2 separate regions of the Homo sapiens genome follow, and region 1 is linked to region 2. Evidence: read pairs that join two places in POLR2A ChIA-PET (ENCODE). Cell type or tissue: PC-3. All regions are shown on one strand. Each heading gives the region's core, and the rest is flanking DNA. Links, peaks and the distances in the headings are about the cores only. Region 1 overlaps CABCOCO1 (ciliary associated calcium binding coiled-coil 1). Region 2 overlaps LINC02625 (long intergenic non-protein coding RNA 2625).

What was found. ChIA-PET counts read pairs that join two places held together with the same protein. Peaks named below come from ENCODE experiments on the same cell type or tissue, not always from the same donor. Only the 100,000 strongest peaks of a DNase experiment are listed, where the experiment ranks them.
Region 1: POLR2A ChIA-PET joins it to region 2 with 5 read pairs; 2 of 35 experiments call an interaction of 5 or more read pairs at or near these places.

The regions. Positions count from the first base shown.
Region 1 is chr10:61,736,476-61,741,854 of GRCh38, reverse strand. All of the region lies in intron 5 of CABCOCO1 (ciliary associated calcium binding coiled-coil 1), which reads right to left. Among named protein-coding and RNA genes, the nearest start is that of CABCOCO1, 76 kb to the right of the region's middle. In PC-3, for the core only: no CTCF peak of the experiment used is centred there; no DNase peak of the experiment used is centred there.
Region 2 is chr10:61,809,399-61,814,711 of GRCh38, reverse strand. All of the region lies in intron 2 of LINC02625 (long intergenic non-protein coding RNA 2625), which reads left to right. Among named protein-coding and RNA genes, the nearest start is that of LINC02625, 56 kb to the left of the region's middle. In PC-3, for the core only: a CTCF peak has its summit at 1,262 (motif pointing left); a DNase peak (open chromatin) is centred at 2,501.

The DNA of each region.
Region 1 (5,379 bases), core at 380-5,379, 73 kb after region 2:
ACAACAAATTACTTTTATTAAAAAGCTGACAAATTCCAAAAATAGCACAAAATTAAAAATTAAATTTAAAAATTAAGTGCTTAACCTATCTCAACAATACACTTAACCCTACTTTTTTGGGCTTCATATTCTAATCAGCCCTTCAGGTACAACAACATTAGAATATTATTTTCCGTAGAAAAAATAGAAAAATTAGTCAGTCTTTTTTCTAGCTTGGTTAACGGATATGTTTTTAAATTATTAATAGTTTAGGAAAGCTTCAGCCTCACAACTTATTATTGGTAACATCATATAGATTTTAGCATTAATGTCCAATTTCAGAAAACATTTAGCAAGTTTTCTTCATACATTAGCTAAAAGATTTAAGCTTCTTTTCAGGTTATTTTATGCAGGAAACAATTTAAAATACTCTTTACTCCTTAAATAGGTGGCACTCATTCACCAAGTTGTGTTGATGCCCTCCTTGGAAAGGCATATTATACAATTTATGCTACCTTCATCAATATTAGTTATTTTTTTGTAAAAATGCAAGAAGCTTAAATCTATTTTTAATGTTGTCATATGATTCACTTCTATTAATTGGGTTAGCAATTAATAATAAGCAATGCAGAAACTTATTCATTGCTTCCATTTAAAATGTATTTCTTCCTTTTATTGGATTTTAAAATTTATTTATTTATTTTTATTTTATTATTTTATTTTTTTTCTTTGAGATAGAGTCTCACTCTTGTCATCCAGGCTGGAGTGCAATGGTGCGATCTTGGCTCACTGCAACCTCTGCCTCCTGGGTTCAAGCGATTCTCTTGCCTCAGCCTCCCGAGTAGCTGGGATTACATGTGCACACCACACTCAGCTAATTTTTGTATTTTTAGTAGAGATGGGGTTTCACCATGTTGGTCAGGCTGGTCTCGAACTGCTGACCTCAAATGATCCTCCCACCTCAGCCTCCCAAAGTGTTGGGATTACAGGCATGAGCCACTGCACCCGGCCCTCTTATTGGATTCCTACTTTAGTTATGACCTCAATTTTGGGGAGTTATGATTTACTTCTTGATGTTAAATTAATTTCTATTGATTTCATTGCTCATTTATATTGTTCGTTTCATATTCCACTATATTTTAATTTTTTTCTCAGTTCTCAGTAAATAAGTCAATTTAAAGATGACAAAAGAAGGTACCCTGCATATAATCCCAAATCAGAAGTTGTAATTTCTCACTTGTTGAACTAAAACATTCCAGAAGTCTGCCCAAATTGCAGTTAAAATGGTATATTCAAAATTTACTGAATAAAATGTTTGCATTTCATTTGCACTTTGGTTTTTATTCCAAGTCTTCAAAAATATATTTTAGAGTTCTTAAAATGTCACTTAAATCATGGCAAGACTTGAATAGCTTTCTACACAGCTGATGTTTAGATGAATATCCCGTAGGCTTGCTGCTAGCTCCATACATTTCAAACCTGGTTTCTCCTCCTCCATTACTCACACATGTCCAGAGCCTGCCCACAAAGGACACACAGACAGGATCTGGCATCTTTCTATCATGATGTCACAGTGGATGGTACGAGAAGCTGTATCTATACAAAGATGGCGATAGATTATTATACAAGAGTTCCCTCTCCCAGTTGAGGTAATGACCTTTCTAATGTACATATCCAGTCCTATCTGTTTGTTGGAAGTTTATATTTTGTCATTCCAATATCACATTAAACTTAATGTATTTAAAACTAAACTTATATTCACATCTCATTATTATTATGAAAAATTGGCTTCGAATTATACTAATGGCACAACTTCTCTTTTAGATCCTCTTGTTCAAATGTGTGCAAATTTTGGTTTGTCTTAGCTTCTCAAGTCGTTTATATCCAAGTAGTTACCAACTTCTATGTTAAATTTCCTTTATAATTTTTTTTTTGAGACGGAGTCTCGCTCTGTCGCCCAGGCTGGAGCGCAGTGGTGCGATCTCTGCTCACTGCAGCCTCCGCCTTCTGGGTTCAAGCGATTCTCCTGCCTCAGCCTCCCGTGTAGCTGGGACTACAGGCACGTGCCACCATGCCTGGCTAAATTTTCGTATTTTTAGTAGAGACAGGGTTTCACTGTGTTAGCAAGGATGGTCTCGATCTCCTGACCTCGTGCCTCAGCCTCCCAAAGTGCTGGGATTACAGGCATGAGCCACTGCACCCAGCCAATATTTTTTACATAAGTCCATTCCTTTCCATTACCGTTGCTATATGCTAGCATTAAAAAAAAAAACTTAGCAATTTCCTAATTTTCCAATTAATCTCTCTGTCCCTAATCACTTTTCATTTCAAAATGTTGTTATAACATTGCCAAGTTACTTTGCTCAAAATACTGCTGTTATCATACCAGTCTCATGCTTAAAACTTGCAATCTAAATTGCTGTTTATAACATTTACATGAGAACTTTTACCAAAGATAGAATTTAAAAAATGAACTCAAATTTCTGAAGAATTAAAGCTACTTCCATATCTAGTAAATACTTTCAATTTGGATGAATTTGGTGGAAAGCTAGTCTAAATTTGAGAGCAGTCTGAATTATAGAATATTTCTAAATAAAACTTCACTTTCAAGTGGTAGCAATTCTCAACCTCTCGAGCAAGATTCCTAGAGAATTTATCCCTCATGGCCGAGGCATCCACTTTTGTAATGAGTTAATTTCTCTCCAATGCATCTAGAATCTTACTAGCTATGCAACTATCCTTGAGAAAATTCAGAAAATAGTCATTTAATCGTTTTCCGTAGAATGTAGTTCTCTTGCAGATCCCTATTAAAAAAGACTGGTATAGTAACTGACAGTGCTAATAAAAGGTTACAAGTTGAGATTCTGGATATACCTAAATGACTTAAGAAAAAAAAAACTCACTTGTAATTAGCAATGTCCATTTGCATATAAACAACAAATGCTGCCAAATTCAAACTGTTCTGCTTAAGAGAGCAAGAGCTGGTTTATAAACAGCCTCCATGTAATAGTCTCTAAATTATGAGTGTCTTTGTTTTTTTATAGACCAAAATTTACTATTAGTGCAGGCCAAGTTGATATATTTGAAATTCAAAGTTATTTGGGCTTGATTTAATATAGTTTTTACTGTGCATAATTTGCAAGAAGGTTCAAGCCACTACAACATTTATTGTACAATTGTTAAGACATAATGTAGACTACAATAATATTTAGTTACAATTATAAGACAACATATTTTTTTGAGAAGACAAAATATGTTATAATAGAGGTGATTCTGGACTTATCATTAAGATGTTTTGAATTTAAATATGTAAAAATTAAAGGTGGCTAATTTTTGTTTACTAGCAATATAATATTTGTTTACTAGCAAAAATATATTTGTTTACAAGCAATATAAAGTAGTGATATTGGTATATTTAGATGGTATTATATTTAGCTGTTAAAGTGACAGAAAATTCAAATTCCAGCAGCTTTGACCTGACAGTATTTTATCTTGCCTTCACATAAAAATCCAGAAATAGACAGTACCAAGCTGTATGGTGGCTCTGCTTTTCACAAAATCTTATGGGATCTAGGCTCCTGCTACCTTTCTGCTCCTGTAACTGGCCTCCATTCCTGTCTCTTTTGGGAGAGTAGATGGTAGATGAACGTATGCTGGCAAATTATACACAGTTGCAGCAAAATTTAATTTGCTGGTTTTCAGCCACTGGTTGTGCATCAGAATCACCATGGGGCATTTAAAAACTAGAGATGCCAAGCCCTACCCCAGACCTATTGAATTAGAATAGTGGTGGGGGAGGTGTCTTTGTTTTTTTTTTTTTTAAATAAGATATTTTATTTATTGTTTTTTTGTATACGCTTTAATTGGTAAGTGAAGATATTTCCCACATTTTCCCCAGATATCATTTAAAAAAATTTTTATTTTAGTTTGGGGGTACATGTGGAGGTTTGTTACATAGGTAAACATGTGTCACAGGGGTTTGTTGTACATATTATTACATCACCCAGGTACTTAACTCAGTACCCAATAGTTATCTTTTCTGCTCCTCTCCCTCCTCCCACCCTCCTGCTTCAAGTAGACCCCAGTGTCTGTTGTTTCCTCCTTCGTGTTCATAAATTCTTATCATTTAGCTCTCGCTTATAAGTGAGAACATGTGGTATTTGGTTTCCTGTTCCTGTGTTAGTTTGCTAAAGATGATAGCCTTTGGCTCCGACCACGTTCCTGCAAAAGGCATGATCTTGTGCTTTTTTATGGCTGCATAATATTCCATGGTGTATATGTACCACATTTCCTTTATCCAGTCTGTCATTGATGAGCATTTAGGTTGATTCCATGTCTTTGCTATTGTGAATAGTGCTGCAACAAAAATTCGCGTGAATGTGTCTTTATGGTAGAATGCTTTATATTCCTCTGGGTATATACCCAGTAATGGGATTGCTGGGTCAAATGGTTACCAGTTCTGCTTTTAGCTTTTTGAGAAATCACCACACTGCTTTCCACAATGATTGAACTAATTTACACTCCCACCAACAGTGTAGAGGGGTTCCCTTTTCTCTGCAACCTCACCAGCATCTGTTATTTTTTGACCTTGTAATAATAGCCATTCTGACTGGTGTGAGACGCTATCTCATTGTGGTTTTGATTTGCATTTCTCTAATAATCAGTGATATTGAGCTTTTTTCATATGCTTGTTGGTCGCATGTATGTCTTCTTTGGAGCAATCAGGCAAGAGAAAGAAATTAAGGGCATCCAAATAGGAAGAGAGGAAGCCAAACTAGCTCTGTTTGCATATGACAAGATAATTCTCTATCTATAAAACCCCATAGTCTTGGTCCAAAAGCTCCTTCAGCTGATAATCAACTTCAGCAAAGTTGCAGAATACAAAATCAGTGTACAAAAATCACTAGTATTCCTACACATCAGCAGCAACCAAACTGAGAGCCAAATCAGAAAGGCGATCCCATTCACAACAGCCACAAAAAAACAATAAAATACCTAGGCAAACAGCTAATGAGGGAGGTGAAAGATCTCTGCAATGAGAATTACAAAACACTGCTCAAAGAAATCAGAGAAGACACAAATAAATGGAAAAACATCCCATGCTCATGGATAAGAAGAATCAATATCATTAAAATGGCTATATTGCCCAAAGTAATGTACAGATTTAATTCTATTCCTATCAAACTACCAATGACATTCTTCACAGAACTAGAGAAAATTATTTTGAAATTTACATGGACCCATGAAAGAGCCCAAATAGCCAAGGCAATCCTAAGCAAAAAGAACAAATCTGGAGGAATCATGTTACCCAACTTGAAACTATACTACATAGCTACAGCAACCAAAACAGCATGGTATTGATACAAAAACAGGCACGTAGACCAAAGGAACAGAATAGGG
Region 2 (5,313 bases), core at 1-5,000:
TCAGCATGTATTTATAACTTATGATACTCTGTGTTATGGGTTGAACTGTGTGCCTCAAAACAGACATGTTGAAGACTAAGCTCCCAGCACCTCAGAATGTGATCTTATTTGGATATAGAGCCTTTACAGAGTTAACCAAGTTAAAATGAGGTTATTAGGGTGGGCCCTAACCTGTCATGACTGCTCTCCTTATAAAAAGGAGAAATTTGGACACAGAGACAAACATGCATAGAGGGAAGACTGTGAAGACATGGGGAGAATGCCATCCACAAGTCATGGATGTCCGAGGCTACCAGAAGCTGAGAGGGAAGCCTGGAACAGATTCTCTTAAAATGGTCAGAAGGAATCAACCCTGTCAGCATTTTCATTCAAGACTTTTAGCCTCCAGAACTCAAACAATAAATTTCTGTTGTTTCAGCCACCCAGCTATGGCAGTGCCAGGAAACTAGCATACAATGTTACTTTGCCGGCAGTATTAATCCATTAAAATTGAATCCAGTTTTTGCAGTGGCATGCATCTATAGTCCCAGCCACTTGGGAGGCTGAGGCAGGAGGATAACTTGAGCCCAGGGGTTTGAGACCAGCCTGGAAAACATGATGAGAGCCTGTCTCTAAAAAAATATTTAATTCAATGTAACAAATGCCTGTAAATGAATTCAGGCAGAGGTGGTAATAGTTGATAATGATGTAATGTGCTCCTCCCTCCTCAAGCTCTCTGCATCTCTTCCCCACCGAGACCCACACTTTCCTATCATCTTTTCACTGTCCCTCCTCTCCTCAAGGTTCTTGGTTTACTCTCTACCCAGCCTAGACTCCTTGGACCATCATTATCATCACTTTATTGCATTCCATCAACTAGTTCACCCTCTCTCTCTTCATTATTTTCCTCTGGAAGACCCCAACCTGGATTAAATTACACTCTCTGCTTGTTCCTGTGCAGTTCAATGTGGCGGGAGAAAACACGCATGCTGAACATCACACCTTAATTAATAACCCCTAGGGCTGCCAGAACTGCCCGGTCTAGTTTTTCCCTTCCTTTACTATGAACAAATCCTCCTCGAAATTCTAGTATCCCTTTCCCTCCTCTTCTGCTCTCCACTCTCAGCTAATGATTTTGCTTCCTGTTTCACACAGAAGTAATCAAAAGATGTCTACATGTTCCAATTTCCACACCTTCCCGAATCTGTGCTGTTGGGCTCACTGGCCTCTTCCACATGCCTGTCTAAGGCCAGCCCCTCCTACTGGCCACCAGACCTCAGCTCTTCTCCCTATTCAAGATTTGGTTCTTGGGCTGTTTCCTTCTTTCTGGTATCGTTAATCTCCCTGTTTATTTGTTTCCTAGATATTTCCCATTAGCATACGAACATGCTGTGATTTTTCACATCTCAAAGAAAAAGAACCTCTCCTGACACACACCTCTTCCAGCTGCCACTCCGTTTCTCAGATCTTCTTTACAAGAAAACGAGTAGAACAAATTGTCTTTATGTTTTTATCCAATCTCTCTCCTTTCATTCTCTCTTGAAGTCACTTGAATCAGTCTTCTGCCCCCAACACTCCACTAAGACTGATACTGTGAATGTCACACAATGGTCTCCAAACTACTAAGTCCATTGGAGTATTCTCAGTCCTCATCTTACTTGACATATTAGAAGCACTTGACACAAATGATTACTTCCTCATCATTGAAACATTTTTTTTCCTTTGGTGCTAAGACTCTATACTTACCCATTTTCCCCCCATCTCAATAGCCACTCCGTTTGCAACTCCTTTAATGGTTTCTCTTCATTTCCCAAACACCTAAATGTTACCATATTCCTAGACTCAGTCCCTGGAATTCTTATCTTTTATACCTACCCTCACTTGGTAGGTGAGTGTGGCACCTTTCTCAGGGTTCAAAGTACCTACCTGCTGATCATACCTGTTTTTATCTTTCAGTTTTCATCTTTCCCTTGAATGCCAGATTGAGGTGCCCGCTTGACAACTCCACTTAGGTGGTGAACAGGGTCTTCGGTTTAACACAGCCAAGATGAAACTCCAGGTCTCCTGTCCCACCAGTAATTTTTTTCTTCCAGCAATGTCCTTTTTCTGTTTTATATGTATTCTTTTAGAGACAGGGTCTTGCTCTGTCACTCAGGCTGCGGTGCAGTGGCTTGATTATAGCTCACTGCAACTTCAAACTCCTGGGCTTAGTGATCTTCCCACCTCAGCCTCCTGAGTAGCTAGGACTATAGGCACATGCCACCATGCCTGGCTAATTTTTCTATTTTTCGCAGAGGCGGGGTCTCTCTATGTTGCCCAGGCTGGTCTTGCACTCCTGGGCTCAAGCAGTCTTCCCATCTCAACCTCCCAAAGTGCTGGGATTACAAGTATGGGCCGCTGAACCCAGCCAGCAATGTCCTTTTCACAGTACATGGGAACTTTCACTATCAATTGCTCAGACCTCAAACCTGACATTTACCTCTAACTCATATTTTTATGGTCAGTTTCTGAGAAAGGAAAGATGTTGACTCATCCTTCAAAAGGAACACAAAACTCAATGACACTTTCCACCTTCACCACTCACTTTTTGGTCCAAGTCACCATCACCTCACACTTGGTTTTTGCAACAGCCTCCTAGTTGGTTTTCATGCTTCTGACCTTGAAACTCTATAGTTTTACCAAAGCAGCCCAAATGATAGACTGATTTTTAAAAATAACACTTTATTGGTGTATCATTCACCTACCATATAATTCACCATGTAAAGTGTTCAATTCTCTGATTTTTTTTTTTTTTTTGAGATGGAGTTTCACTCTTGGTGCCCAGGCGGGAATGCAATGGCATGATCTCGGCTCACCACAACTTCTGCCTCCCAGGTTCAAGCAATTCTCTTACCTCAGCCCCCTGAGTAGCTGGGATTACAGGCATGCGCCACCACGCCCAGCTAATTTCATATTTTTAGTAGGGATGGGGTTTTTCCATGTTGGTCAGACTGGTCTCAAACTCCTGACCTCAGGTGATCCGCCTGCCTCGGCCTCCCAAAGTGCTGGGATTACAGGCGTGAGCCACTGCGCCTGGCCCGATTTTTAATATGTTTATAGATTTGTGCAACTGTCACCACAATAAATTTTATAGTATTTTCATCACTTCTAAAAAGAAACTCCATTACCATTGGCAGTCATGTCTTATTTCTCCCTAACCTTCCCTGCCCCCTTAGTCCTAGGCAACTGCTAATCTACTTTCTGTTTCTATGAATGTGCTTACTTTGGACATTTTATATGAATGAAATCTTATAATATTTATCCCTTGTGAGGCTGGGGCTGGTGGCTCATGCCTGTAATCCCAGCACTTTGGGAGGCTGAGGCAGGCAGATCACTTGAGGTCAGGAGTTCGAGACCAGCCTGGCCAACATGGTGAAACCTTGTCTCTACCAAAAATATAAAAAATTAGCTGGGTGTGGTGGTGTGCGCCTGTAATCCCAGCTACTGGGGAGGCTGAAGCAGGAGAATCGCTTGAACTTGGGAGGCAGAGGTTGCAGTGAGCTGAGATCATGCCACTTCACTCTAACCTAAGTCATAAGAGCGAGACTCTGTCTCAAAAAAAAAAAAAAAATTATCCCTGTGACTGGCTTCTTTCACTTAGCATAATGTTTTCAATGTTTATCCATGTTATAGCATGTATCAGTATTTCTTTAAATTGTCTAACAATATTCTGTAGTATAGATATGTTATATTTTATTTATCCATTATCAGCTGATGAACATTAGGTTGTTTCCATTTATTGGGTATTATGAGTAAAGCTGCTATGAACATTTGTGTACAAGTTTTTGCAAGGGCATATGTTTTCATTTCTCTTGGGTATATACCTAGAAGTGAAATTCACTTCACGAGGCAGCAGGAAGGAGAAGTGCCAAGTGAAGGGGGAAGAGCCCCTAATCAAACTATCAGATCTCCTGAGATCACCATTATCATGAGAACAGCATGGGAGAACCTCCCCCATGATCCAATGACCTCCACCTGGTCTCTTCCTTGACTCACGGGGATTATGGGGATTACAATTCAAGATGAGGTTTGGGTGCGGGCACAAAGTCTAACCATATCTCCAGAGGAGAGGTAGTGTTAGAAATTTGGCTCCATTTGTCCCTTAGATTCCCCAAAAGATGGTGCCTCATAACTATCTGGAATAACAAAAGATGATGGGCATGTGTCTATATGTGTGTGTGGGTGCCCATAAGGCAAGGGTTCTAATTTCTGCCATGTCACTAATTTGCTGTGTGACCCTGAGTAAGTCACTTAGCCTTCCTGAGCATAGTTTCCCTGTTTGTAAAACAAGGAGGTTGGACTACATGATTTTTGAGCTCTTCCCATCCCTGAAAGTCCATATCCTGTCATACTTTTTACCTAATGAGATATTAACTCCGGCTTCATTTTAGGACTTAGGGTCCTGGGAACTGGCAGCTATCAGCAAATAATCTCCAAATGAAATTTGAACACAGTGGAGCTTAATGTATTTTTGTATTTGGGCTTTGGGAGATCAAATTTTGAATTGGCAATATAGGGAATTCAGTTACTATTTTTGACAAGCGGTTGGACTTATTGAATGATACATTGGATCTGGCAGCATTACTAATGAATCAAGGAACAAGGACAGAGTTAACATTTTCAAAATAGTTGAAGGGCCTTAAAAAATTGACCCTAATGAGGACACTAGATTCTTTTTAGAAACCACAGAATTTGCCTTGCAAAGACCCTCATTATGCAGAATGAGCTACTTAAAGACAGAGGAGAGAAGTGGTATGAGGGGAGGAGGGTTAGGAGGAGAAATAAAGCTTTGGGGATGATGGGAGCTCAAATTGTCTAAGCAAGAGGACTATTATTTTGCTCACAATAGATCAGTTAGATTCTTACTTGTGTTTGTTTGTTGGGAGAGGAGGAAAGTGGCCCTCATGAAATTGTGAGGGTAGGAAGGTAGGGTTCGTGGGTCTTTGTGATGCTTGTGGAAATAAAAGGTTTTCTTTCTGTACAGCAAAATTGTTATTAATGACACAGAAAAATCAGAGCTAATTTGCACTAATGTGATGACACATCCTAAGATCAGCTTTTTGGGTGATAGTCTGATCCTGTGTGATTGTTTGACGTGCCCTAGGGTTACCTCAATCTAGAGGTTCCCTACTGGGTCAAGTTAGGGATGGATGGGGCTGGAACCTAAGCTATGGATGAACTCCCTGGCCATAGCCTACCAAGAGGCAGAGAGGATGAAGGGCATTGGAGAAAGTGGAAATACGGTCTAGAACTTCTGCCTCAGCTGCTGAGTGTCTCCGTGATCTTACTGCTGAC